Regions from separate parts of the Homo sapiens genome. Here region 2 is linked to region 1. Evidence: chromatin contacts called from ENCODE Hi-C or POLR2A ChIA-PET data. All regions are on one chromosome and are shown on one strand. The core of a region is the stretch at or near the end of the contact, and the rest is flanking DNA. Distances in the headings are between cores, read along the strand shown. Region 1 holds the start of HAO2-IT1 (HAO2 intronic transcript 1). Region 2 holds the start of ZNF697 (zinc finger protein 697).

What was found. Hi-C counts contacts between places; a loop is a spot of excess contacts on that map. ChIA-PET counts read pairs that join two places held with the same protein, here RNA polymerase II (POLR2A). Pooled maps may share reads with other maps.
Region 2: a loop to region 1 is called in a map of chondrocyte, with 3 times the contacts of the local background. The contact joins the promoter of ZNF697 here to the promoter of HAO2-IT1 in region 1. A Hi-C loop is called at or near these places in 1 of 168 maps with a recorded cell type or tissue (chondrocyte) and 1 of 50 pooled maps. POLR2A ChIA-PET finds 5 or more read pairs at or near these places in 2 of 52 experiments (MCF 10A and WTC11).

Annotation. Positions count from the first base shown.
Region 1 is chr1:119,366,097-119,372,498 of GRCh38, reverse strand. It overlaps HAO2-IT1 (HAO2 intronic transcript 1), which reads right to left and starts at 3,553. Exons shown (of 2, transcript NR_046780.1): 1 at 3,491-3,553; 2 at 2,168-2,415. It overlaps HAO2 (hydroxyacid oxidase 2), which reads right to left and starts at 3,714. Exons shown (of 8, transcript NM_016527.4): 1 at 3,597-3,714.
Region 2 is chr1:119,644,350-119,650,828 of GRCh38, reverse strand. ZNF697 (zinc finger protein 697) reads left to right here and starts at 2,563. Exons shown (of 3, transcript NM_001080470.2): 1 at 2,563-3,138. It overlaps LOC124904389 (a long non-coding RNA gene), which reads right to left and starts at 2,513. Exons shown (of 2, transcript XR_007066506.1): 1 at 2,442-2,513; 2 at 1,853-2,105. RefSeq lists enhancers at 2,486-2,555, 1,727-2,567 and silencers at 2,626-2,685, 2,983-3,146.

The DNA.
Region 1 (6,402 bases), core at 2,304-4,803:
TCTCTTTTCCTAATCTCTCCCATCTCATTTCCTTTTTCATTTGCAAACCAAAAATAATTGTGCTATGTAGTCCCTTATGTCAAGAAGAACAAAGTGAAACAATTTTGAAGTCGCATTAGACCTAGCAAAGAACTTCAAAAACCTTTGAAAATACCCTCAAAGGCATCTTAACATTTCTTACTTACATTTCCACTGAATTATCTCTTCCTCTAATTAAGCCTACTTTTCTTCATCAGTTGCATATACAAGAAATTTTTAAAAATGATTTATTACACAGTTTTCTTAGTTTTCAGTTTTGGTTAATGACCAGCAATACAATAACATTGCTTTACAGTAATTTGCATTGCAAATATGCCAGATCTTCTGCTATTTTGTGTATCAAGTGGGTATTTTCAGTCACCTGGGAATCCAACCGCTATTTTAATAGCATTCTTTTGTGGGAAAATCTGTTCTGAGTTTCAAACAAATGCCCTCCAAGTAGAGTTTTGGAACCCAGCCATATTGTAAACTGTGTGCTGTCCATAGAGCGTTGAACATAGTTTAGGGCATACTGGGAGACATTGATCCAAATGTTTATATAGTGTTTTGAAAGATAAGGACTTTCTTATTCTTTCAAACAGTGGAATAATTTGATTATGCAAAGAGCCCTGGAGGCAGCATGATGGTTCCTTAATATGAATAATAATAACGACAATAATATTGCAACCATTTTTCAAGTACTCCATGATGTACCATGCACTGTGTAAATTGCTTTACATGCATGACTGTTTTAATCCTTGTGGAAATGTTCAACACAAATATTATCATCCCCATTTCACGGGTGAGAAACCTGAAGTTCAAGAGGTTAAAATACTTTGTTCAATATTACATATCTAGTAATGTGTCACGATTCCAGTGGCCTGGCTCTTAAGCACTATAGAAAGAAGAAAATGGGCACAGCCAAGTGTGGTTTATGGAATGACAGAGTTGGCACGGACCTTAGAGGATTAAAATGTCATGGACATATGCAACTTTGCTTTCTTCCCTCAAAAAATCATAACTCAATCAGAAAGTTAAAAAAAATCTTAATTATTCAGCCAATCACTAAAAAATAACTTCTTATGTTTAAATCTGTCTTAACAGTCTACAGAGCACTCTTCTATACGTTATTCCATTTGGTGCTTACAACAATCCAGTGGGCAATCAGAGAGTGTATGTATGAGCCCCATGTTATAGATAAAAACATTAAAGCTCGGATAATTCACGTGAGTATCCAAGCTAATGCAACAGAAATGGCAAAGCCTGACCTGGAATCCTTCTGACTTGTTTCCAATGTCTTTGAGCCAGTATGGAGTGTTACTGGTATGGGGGAGACATTTAAGTCTCTGTTCTGAATGGTCAGAGAGTTGCATAAAATGAGCTTGGTCAATTCCCACAAAATCCAGGCCATTGGGAAAGGAGTTCTATGTGACACTGTGAGATCACTGCACCTGCCTCTTCATCTGCTCAACAAGGATAGAATGTGCAAAACAGACATCAGAATTCACACAAAGCTCCAAAACAGGCTCTGACGTCTACTCTGTCCACTAGTGACTTCAGGTCTTGCAGGTGTACCTATATCTCACAGTGGCAATCACTGGGTTGTAGCAGGAGAGAGAGGAGAAAAGGCAGAGCAGTTGGGGATGGAAGAGCCCAGCTATGGAGTGCAGTTTTTTCTCTCTTTGCCTTCCTCCTGGCTTCTCTGTCTACGGCAACTACCCAGACTGTGTTTCTGAAGGCCATTGCTTTCCACCGATCAACTGTGCCCAAGGAACTAATGACTGAGGGAGTCAGTGGAGTAGAGAAGACAGACTATATTATAAGCTTTGGCACTTGGCAAACATAGGCTGAAATCTCAGCTCTACTACTGGCTCACCACGGTTCTGTGCAAAATTTATTTGTTAAAGGAGAATATTAACATCCATCCCATAGGGCTGCCATGAGGACTAAGCAGTATGGCCCCTTTGAAATTTCTAGAACAGTGCCTTGTATAGACTAGATTGTTAATAAAGGCAGCTCCATGTTCATTATTCCTCCTGTTGATGACATGTGTGATTTCATCTGAGGCTCTGGAAGTGGAAAGCTGCTTCAGGATTTGAGTATTTCTGTCATAGTATAATTTAAACCCTCTGTCAGATTTACTCATTAGTTTATCCAAGAAGGTTTATTGACACACACTCTCAGCCAGGGTGGCGGAGGCATATACTGCTCCCCACATGCTTAACATTTCGCTGTTGCTTAAATACAGGCATGGCTCTGTGACTAGTTCTTCTGGCCAATGGCCTGGGAGTGGGAATAGCAGGTGTGAATTCTAGGCCAAGGATTGAAGAGCTGGTATGTGACCCTCCAGCTTTGTTTCCTCCTCTACAGCGATCCTCCATCCTCAAGAAGGCAAAGCTGTAAGAGAAAGGCCACTTGGATTCCCAAAACGCCATTTGGAAAAGGGTAGCCCTGGAGATCAGCTGATATTGTGTAAGGAAGAAATAAATATTTATGTGTTATCTCACTAAGTTGTTAAGGTTTATTCTTTACTATAACATAGCCTGATTTAACATAATATATCAAAGTATTATGCTAAACACTAGAGATATGGGGGGGGACCTTTATCACATCAGTTTCTGCTCTCAAGAAGCTTACAGTCGAAGAAGACAGACTTTCATAGCTCATCATTTGATAGCTGATACGATTTAGAGTACAACAGGAGTCCCTTTGAGGGGAGAGTTACCTGGGAATTTGGCAATATTCCCATTACCTCTCAAATGATATACCACAAGTGATGTTCCACTCAATCTATTCTAGACAAGCTCCAATTCTCATCTATCTTTAAATTAGGTTATTACTGTCTATCTCATAGGGATCTTGTGAGAATTGAAGGATCTTGTAAAATGCAGAATATAGTAGTAGTTAAGAATAAAAGTTTGCGGATTTTGCTTCCTGCTAATGGACGCTTTATTCTGTTCCATTGATCTGTTATCTATCTTTATACCAGTACCTCCCTGTCTTCATTAGCGTTCTTGGCAGTTCTCCGCAGGTTGATCTGTAGATTCAACTTAACACAATCAGAGGCTCTTCATTAGTGGGACTTTGTAACCCATTTGTTCCAAATAAGCTTATTGCTCAAAGGAACTACATTGTTTGAGACACATTAACTTCTTTACTTTTTTAGGAGCATAGCCATGTCACTGTTTTCTTTTGCTTGTGGCCGGGAAGCAGTGGTCAGAATACTAAATATATCCCTGAAGGCAATAGCAATACCTTTTAGGTTTTCAGAACGCTGTCAAGTGAAAACATTTTAACCCATTTTTCCTCCTATGGACACCCACGAATATTCCACCATACAATTCTAAGACTCAACTTCCTAGACTTAACCTTCTCTGTCTGTATCCTTTTTGAAACCAAATCTTCCTTTGCCCATGCCCTCTGAGTTCCCTAACACCTGTCTCCCTAGGACCATCTTTGCCAAGGTCCTTGCCTTGCAAACTCATAGTTGGCTTCCACGATATCTTCCATTCCCATCCTATCTGGCACTTCATCACCCTTCTCAGTTCCAAGCACACAGAACACACTCAATGACAAACCTTATTCTAATGTCTTCCAGTCCTCAGGGAAAGAAGTGTTTAGACGCAGCCACTCAAAGCCTGGCTCACTGCCGGAGGTGTTAGGAAACACACCACATCACTACCCACAGTTCAGGCTAAAGAAGAGGCTGAAGTCTCAAAGTTAATCTTTTAATGAAAACATCCAGCTTAGCAGTAAATAAGCAACTAGGCCAGAGCAAGGTTGACTTTGAAAGAATTTTGCTGACTTTGCAAATTTACTTCAAAATTAAGTGAAGTTTATTACAAAATTAAACTTCAAAGTGAAGTTGTAATTTCCTACCTGAAATCACCCATTCCCTACCTCTAAATTCAAACTTGATGTTGTCCTCTGCTCATCACAGATTGTTAGAGGTAGGGAGTGGATGATTTCAGGTAGGAAATTACAAAAGTCCCCGGGTTGGAGGAGGGGCTTTTTGTGGTGATGGGGTTGGGGTGGGAGAAGAGCAAGCACAGCCTGGGAGCCCATGGGCAGGACAGCAGTGGGGACCCAGGCCAGGACGGTCCGAGCTTTGGGGATTTTGGAGGGTGCATAGTGTAGAGCCCTCCCTGCCCACAGAACTGTTCTGGGGAAGTAATTATGTCTAGATTAATATGGGAGTCAGGGAGAACCAGTGAAATTTTTGAGTGGAAAATTATTCAGGAATGTAGAAGAAATGCTAGGAAAAGCAAACTTAAAAGTACATGGAAAAATAGAATTAATTTCTCCAGAAGAGTTCTGTAGGGGTCCCAGAAAGGTCACTAATTTGTCCAGGTCTGTTCGTCTCCACTCCTCCCCCAGCTCTTGCCACTGCTCCTTAGTATTGCCACAGCTCACGTGTGTGATGCGCTTACGACGTGCCAGACACACTACACGCATTACTTCATTTGATCTTCACGGAAGGTCAATCTTTTCAAGATTGTCTCTTTTTCAGAAGAGAAAATGAGATTAACGAACATGCCCAAAGCCTTTCAGCAGTAAAGAGCAGAATTGGGATTTGAACCTAGCCTGTAGCCAACACACGGAGCAGAGGAGGCCGAAATCCTGAGCTGTACCGATGACCATAGCAGTGGGGTTTGCCTTTCCTTTAGAACCTGTAGTTAGAGAGCAAAATGATGAATTTACCACTGACTTGTCATACCATCTCCACTCAAGGCTCATTGGCTATTTATTTGGAGGGTAATCCCTACCTGCTATCTAGCCACTAGAGGACAGTATTACCTCAAAAATGCTTTCAAAAGTAGCCAAAATCTGGGTTCTGGAAATTTCTTTTCCATAGCAATTTTCACAATCTCCATAATCAGCCTCTAGGCCATGTCCTCGGTCAGCTCTCACAACACCTGGCCTGCTCACAGTCCCCTGATCCAGACCCTCCCTTGCTGTTTTCCAGACTCCGACTCTGTCTCTCCCTTCCAGAAGGAAGCCTGGTGATGAGCACACACTGGAACATGGTGCTCAAGCTCCAAACTGCAGCCACTCACTCACTAACATCCACATGTTACTTAAATTCTCTGTGCCTCAGTTTCCTCATAATACCTCCCACACTGTAATGAGAAGTAAGTGAGTTAATACTTAAAAGATGCTGGCAGTAGATAGAAAGAACAGTAGAGCTTCTCATGAGAGATTCTCAAGTTTGAAATAATGACCTTCTTGGAGACCTTTTAAATCTGATGATTGCACTGAGTTAAAGAACATCATCTCTACAAGGTAACACACTCTAATATCAGCCTCTAATGTTTGCACCTAAGTGAACTAATCTCAAATAGGGGATATAGGGCCACAGGCAGAGCTATTTGAGGCAGCATTTTTGCAGCACCTCTTGAATTCCAGAGAATGGGTCCATGGATAAGACAGACCAGCTTTGGACCCACCAGCAGGCTTGGAGAATGTTTCAGGATGAGGTTATGAAAAGATATTGGTTTTATTCAGGTGGTCATAGGGTACCCATTGAGCAATATGCCTGCTTATTTTGGATGAAGAGAAATGTCGGGTCATTCTTGAGCTGTCATGACCTAGTCTCTTAGAAAGCAAATGTAGTTTCACAGTAGAATAGAATGCCAAAATTCTTCTTAATGGAGGGGATTAAAAACATGCTAAGTCCTCCTGATCACTGTGGTCCTGTCCTAATCCAGCCATCTATTTTTCCTGAGGTAATTCTGGAAGTCAGGATGAGCCCAGGACTTTGCAGTCTGTGCTCAAGCCCATCAGGGTTAAAGATGAACACTTTGGTGCTGTGGTCAGGTTAATATTAGGTTGGTGCAAAAGTAACCGTGGTTTTGCTATTGAAAGTAATTAATGCAAACTTGGGTCATTGCAAACTGAAGCCAAACCAGTCATAGATGGCTAAGTCAAACTAAAGACAGTTTGCGTATTTCTGCAGCCACCAAGCCCCTTATAGGCTGTGAACCTCTTTGTAATGGCTACCCGGTGGATGGGGGCAGCTCTGCAGAGTCAGTTACTGGAAGAGATGGGAAGAAAACCTGAAAGAGAGCCTGCTGAAGACCTTAGTCCAAGGCCAATGACTTCTGTCATAGGGCTGCATTGTTTGTGTTCGCTTTATAGGGTCTAAAGTAGGAAGGAAGTGTGTCCCTCTAGCTGCTGAGCTTGCTACATAGATCAGATCTGACTGGAGGAAGCGGGGTTTCTGGATGTGAAGATGAGTTAGGTAGCTAGAGCTGGGATTGTACACCTTCCCAAGATCATGGAGAAAGTCAGTTGCTGGGCACAGGAAAAACAATCAGGATTTCAGAATCTGCTGGGTATCCGGGGTTGAGGACATGGGTGCCTATGTGTGAAATGCTGTGGGAT
Region 2 (6,479 bases), core at 1,314-3,813, 280 kb before region 1:
TATAAGGCAGCATTATAGCCCTTAAACACTGTGAAGTAATTTTGTGACATCTGTCTTTTCAACTGGAGTGTGGGCTTCTTGGGGGTAAGACATAGCTGGTAGTTACTCAGTAAAATATCTTACTGTTGAATGTTACATGTCTACTCCAGACATGGAGACTAGCATGAATAAATGTTAAACAAAACTTTGTTGAAGTAACAAAATAACTGAGATTGGAAACAAAAGGATGGGACAGGTTTGGAATGGCGTGAAATAATGAGTGAAAGTTCAATTATTCTGAGCTCAAGTTAGAAGTGTAGGAGAAGGAGGAGAGTGTGTTGTATTAAAAGCAAGGCAAAAAATAGTTTCAATGGGCAATGTTATATGTTAAATGCTACAAGCAAGTATATCATGTTTTTCAGACTGAACACTATTAGAGGCTACTTGATTTGCAAAACAATAATCAATTCTTTGGGGTGGAGATGGGGAGATTAGTTTCACTGGAATGTTACCAGGTTGAGAATATGAAGGAGCAGTAATTTGTAGGGTCCAGAAAATGCAAGGATCACAGCACAATTAATTTAGGTGGACAGTCAACAGAGTGGGCATACAGCAGGACCTTTAGGGTGGGCATACAACAGGAACTTTTGGGAGGTGAACAGTCCTATCTGCATGCTTCTCATCAATTCTACATTTTAATCCAGGCCATCTTATCCGTGAGGTTAAGGATCTCTAGAGAAAGAGAACTCTAGCATAAACTTTACTTAAATGTAAGCTAAACCCTTCACCCAAATGTTTTAATCATATGGATTTAAAATGTGAAATGACAAGTGGAAGTGACACGTAATTATGACCTTATTTTTTGAAACAGAGTCTCAATCTGTCACCCAGGCTGGAGTGCAATCACGGTTCACTGCAGCCTCAAACTCCCAGTCTCAAACGACCCTTCCACTTAAACGACCGAGTAGCTGGGACTACAGGTACGCGCCACCACACCCGCTATTTATTTTATTTTACTTTTCGTAGAAACAGGGTCTCACTGTGTTGCCCAGGCTGGTCTTGAACTCCTGGGCTCAAGTGACCCTCCCACTTCGGCCTCCCAAAGTGCTGTGATTACAGGCATGAGCCACCAAGCCCAGAGACTTTTCTTTCTTTCTTTCTTTTTTTTTTTTGAGACGGAGTCTCACTTTGTTGCCCAGGCTGGAGTGCACTGACATGATCTCAGCTCACTGCAAGGTCTGCCTCCCAGGTTCATTCCAGTCTCCTGCCTCAGCCTCCCGAGTAGCTGGGACTACAGGTGCCCGCCACCACGCCCGGCTAATTTTTGGTGTTTTTTTTTTTAGTAGAGACGGGGTTTCACCGTATTAGCCAGGATGGTCTCCATCTCCTGACCTCGTAGTACGCCCGCCTCGGCCTCCCAAAGTGCTGGGATTACAGGCGTGAGCCACCGCGCCCGGCCTCCCAGAGACTTTTCTATCTGATTACTTTTCAAACACATTCTAGAGCATCCTAGAACTTGTCCTTTCCTAGTTCAGTTTATTACTTTCTGCTCATGCTCCAGGAGAGAATATAGCTTTTAGTCATTTAGTCTCTATGTGGTCCTTCCTTGATTTTCTAAGGGTCCTGAGTCTGTGGTCCCAGAAATAGACAAAAACATGTGCAGGGCATCATAGACTCTTGCTAGGCTGGAAGTAGAGTTCCTCTCTTGTAGCCAATGTCCTCTTCTCCTCACCCTTCCACTCCCGAAATACACACACTCAATATACAGTGGCCAGCACATCTGTTTTATGGGACCAAGAAGCTGAATCCTAAAGGTTAATGAAGGAAAGATACGCAGAAAGTCCAGCACTTTCCTAATTCAGCAGCACACAGGTTTTCACGTCTAATATTTAATTTACGTAATTTATTTTCAATCTCAATTTAATTGCTTTTCTTGAAAAGATGTTTGGGACAAGGTCAACAATGAGGGAGGAATGTCACCGGGTCGGGATCTGGAAACAATCAGCTCTGTATGGTTTTAAAGATGAAGCGCCAAGATCTTAAGGAACCTGAATTCCTGGTGAGCAATCAAGTTCTTTAATCGGCCCCCAGCAGGATGTCAACGGCGTAAAAGACAAAAAGAAAATCTATTTTAAAAGATAGATTTTGTGTTTTTAGATTAATTTTTAAAAAGCGAACCCACCACAAACTTCCCAGTTTTTAAAGAAAAGGCCTCTCCCACCGCAGAGCCCTCCCGAACCATGGGACAGCTCAGCGGCAGCGTCCCACCGGCTGCCCGCAACCGGTGCCGCGAGCTCGGAGTGCAGCGCTGGGATCTCGCGTGCTCCGGGACAGCGGGCTCCTTGAGCGCCGCGGGGCGGGGCGTGGGGCAAGACCCGCCGGCCGCTCCCTTCCCCACAGCGCTTAGAGAAGCAGCGAGCGCCTTTCCTCCTGTCCCGGAGTCCTAGCCTGGCCCGAGCTACCTCCAGGGCGCCCGCTGCTGCGGTGGCAGGAAGTCCCCGGGAACTACAAATCGAGGCATGCTGGGAACATTCTCCCGCTCCTCCCAGGAAATGTCCTTTGTCCAGCCCTACAGGAAGCCCCAGTGAGGAGTCAGCCGGGCAGCCAGCCAGCGAGCCAGCCAGCCAGCCAGCCAGCCAGCCAGCCAACCAGCCAGCCAGCGGGCCACCCAGCGGCCGCTGCAGCCGCCGCCGCCGCACAAGGGCAGACGCGCTGCGGTGCGGGGCTCGGGCCGGGGCGCTCGGTGCCCTAGCTCCTCGCCGCGCCAGCCGCCTCGCAGGTAGGAGCGTGGCTGTGGCTGGGCTCAACCGCCTCCCGGGGATGGGGCTGATCGGGACCAGACCCGACCGCTGCGGGGATGGGGTGTGTGTTCGAGTGCGGTGGCGGAACGGCTGGGCGAAGTTGTGCCTCGTAAAGTGGACCGTTGTCCGCTCCCCTGGGGCGCAGGGCCCCGGGCTTATGGGGTGCTCTCGCGCCCCCAAAGCCAGGACTGAGCTCCCTCAGGGGTATGTGGCGAGGGGCGGGGAGGAGGAGGCTGAGACTTGAGGGAGGAGACAGCGATGCAAGAGGGAATAGGACCGTCCCGCCGACCACCGAAGGGGGCATCAGAGACCCTCGGAGAAACCAAGCCCAGGGAGGAGCTTGGAAGGCAAGGAGAAGGTGAAGGGCTTTGTGTGCAGCTGTGGACCTTGACGGACTGCGCTCCCCTTGCCTTGTCTGTTCGTGCCTCCAGCCCCACTGGGGCTAAGGGAGGGTGGGGGGCTCCGAGAAGGGCAGGAGAGAGGCGGCAGGTCATCTTGGGTCCTAGTGAATGAAATGTGTGCCTCCCTTTTCCTCTCTTCTCCATTCTAGCCCACTCAAATGAGCGGCTTTGGGGCTGCCATCAGACCGGGCAAATGACACAATAAGGACGGGTGGGTGGAGAGATGGGCAGCAGCTCGCAGCCCAAGAGGGGTGGCCGTCTAGCCCCGGGAGGCATTCCAACCACACGTGTCCATGTAGGTAGGTGGTGGGGTGGTGGGCAAAGCTGGAACCTGCACCTCGCGGGGATGCCGAGGCTCAGGATTGTGCATGGAGGCACGGGTGAGGCGCGTGTTGGGAGGAGTGGGTGAGTAAAAGGTTGAGGGGGAGCAGCGACACAGAGGCGCTGAGTGTACCTTATGGCCAATGTACATTATGGCCATGCATCGGGAACTGACTACCACTTCCTCTGGGACTTTCCACGATTTTCCTTTTTCCTAACCGCCTCCCCCAACCGCCCCCGCCCTGCCTCCCCCACAGGAGTGAATCACCCACCCCTTACTACATGAACCCTGGGCTGAATTGAAGTTGGTGATGTATCCCTGTCCTTGTAGTGGGCATGTTTGTCCTTAACCTGTAGGATGACACCAATACTCCGCATCCCCTACTGCGTTACCCTCCTCCCTCAAGACTGAGCGTCTGGTAAATGCGGTTGGATAATGGCTAGCGAGTTAAATGTCTTTGAGTAGCTGTGGTGGATGAGTGGGCAACTTTGAATACAGTCCAAGTGTGACTGTTGTAACTGAACTCAGCATGCCTAAGGGGCCACACTCACTATCTCTCCTTTCTCCCCTCACCTGATTTTTTGTTGATGCCCCCAACTGTTTACCTTCTTCTCTCAACAAGCCAACATGTGGATATTATTTAATGTGGAATACGTTTGAGGAACCAAATGAACCTTTAAGAATGCCACTTATATGGCCAGGCAGGAGTATGCAAGGCTCATGGTCGAAAGAATGATGCTGTAGGACATGGAGAGAGCCCTGAGCCTGATATAAATGGCTTTCGAGGTGAAACAAAACATTTCTTCCTTAGCTTCTTTGGGAGAGATGAGGCATTTGAACTGAGATAAAGAATGGAATCGAGAAAAAAAACCGAGTTGTTTAGGATGAGGCCATGAGGATAATGAAGTGAAGGGAAGAGGCTCTGTGAATTTAGATGATTTCTAGTTAGAACATATTGGCCGTGTGTGTGTGTGTGTGTGTGTGTGTGTGTGTGTGTGTGTGTTGGAAGTGGGGGTTGTTGTTAAGGGAAAGTTGATGTCAAAAGTTCAGCCATGCCCAACAGAGAATAAGATGGCATCCTATTGAACAAGATCATAAATATGAAGTCAGGCTGCCCTTTACATTACACAAAGGAACACATAGATGGCTTTTCAGAACTACTGGGATAGAGGGGTAAATGGATGCTAGTCAGACAGAAGAACCGGCTGGATTGATGCGGCTGGATTGAAGTGGTAAATAGTGACCTCACATCAGCAGCATGACTAAGGCTCATGGAGTTGCATCACATTTCCTCTCCCTCCCCCACCAAAACTCTTTGAATTTCCTCAGAATCTACATTTTTTGCCTAATTACTAGTGTCCTGTGAAGGGAAGGAGAAAGGGTAAAGGTTGGTTGTAAGGATGATAAACTAAGGCAAGAAGGAGCTTGTCTGCTTATGTAGAAAGAAAAAAATAGCTACAGTGTCAGTAAGAGGTCTGGAGCTTGAACCTATGTCAGTACCATATGGGCTTTTCTTTGTATCTAAGATTCTACTTCTTTTTTCTTTTCTTTCACCTGCCCCTTAACAGGTTTCTCAGTACCACACACTATGTAGAGTTAATATAATCAACAAAAGTAACTCCTTACTTTGGGATTTAAAATTCTTCACAATTCAGTGCCTACCTACCCCTCTCCTTTACTGGACCTGTGCCACCCCAATTTACCTACCCATCCTTCGAGCAAATAGCTCCCCAGTCCTTGAAGATGCAACAGACATTCTTCTACCTCCGTGACTGTCCGGTTGAACCCCATGCTTGCTGGACATCCCTGTACCTGTCCCTAATTATTTTTGTACATATCCTGGCCCAGCTGATTAGCTCCCTTACAGAACTCTTCCCAAACTTTACAGTCAAAATTAATCTTACCCCTTGGTAATTTGTATTATTTCAATGACACCTGCTTTAGGTGTTAATATCTAACAAGTGCCCAAAGGATGTTTGATTTGAAAACATGAATAAATCAAAGAAGGAGTGAAAGGATAAAAAAAATCTTAATTATCTTGCCTTTTCTTTAGAAAATGGGATGGAGCCTTTCTCATAGACCTGTGATGATTCATTGCAATTGTGAAAATAAAGCACCTAGGACATGTCAGACTGAGGCTTTTCCTTTTGCTCCTGGGTTAAGAGACCCTAAAAGTACCTATCACAGTGTCTAGTACAAGGACATTCACAAAAAGTTTGTTGAATAAGTTATTTGCCAGCCTACATTTTAAACTCTCAGGCAGAATATGGAGTGGATTAATCCCAAGCAAATAATCAACAATTTTTGTCATTGTCCTAGACTGAAGAAGGTAACTGTTTCCATTCAATTATGAAGGTGCAAAGTGCTCATTGGAAAAGCAGCACTACGAAGACTGTCCTGCTATAGCCAGACATTTACCATGCCATTTTTATTTTTATAGCCCAAGCAATCTATGAGGATTAAAATGTAGCATATAGAAATAGAAAACAAATCAGACTTTCAAATTTTCCCCAAAGACACTACAATTTAGTAGTCCCTCACTTATCTCGAACTGGGCAATTTTTCATGCTTCTTTTTATGTGATTACAATAATAGTCGCCACTTATTGAACATCTGTATATCAGCTACTAAACTAGGTGATTTACATGTCTAATCTGATGACTTATTTAATCTGATGACTTACATATTGTTATCTCCATTCTAAAAATGAGGAAACTAGGGCTTGGAGAGAAGCTAAGAAGCTTGCCTGGAGTCCCAGATTCTGAACTGAGTGTAGACTGGAATTTACGTCTGCTGACTGTCAAGCCTGTTCAGAATTTGCTTTCCATGGGAGAAAACTGACAGTTCTTTATTCCTTCTTCTCCTGAAGTCCTCCACTTCCCAGATTTCCTACCAGTAATGTTGTGCTTCTAAAAGCATCCTCATGGATCTTATTCTGAGAAGTACTGTTTTCTTCATAGATCTGTTATTTTTATG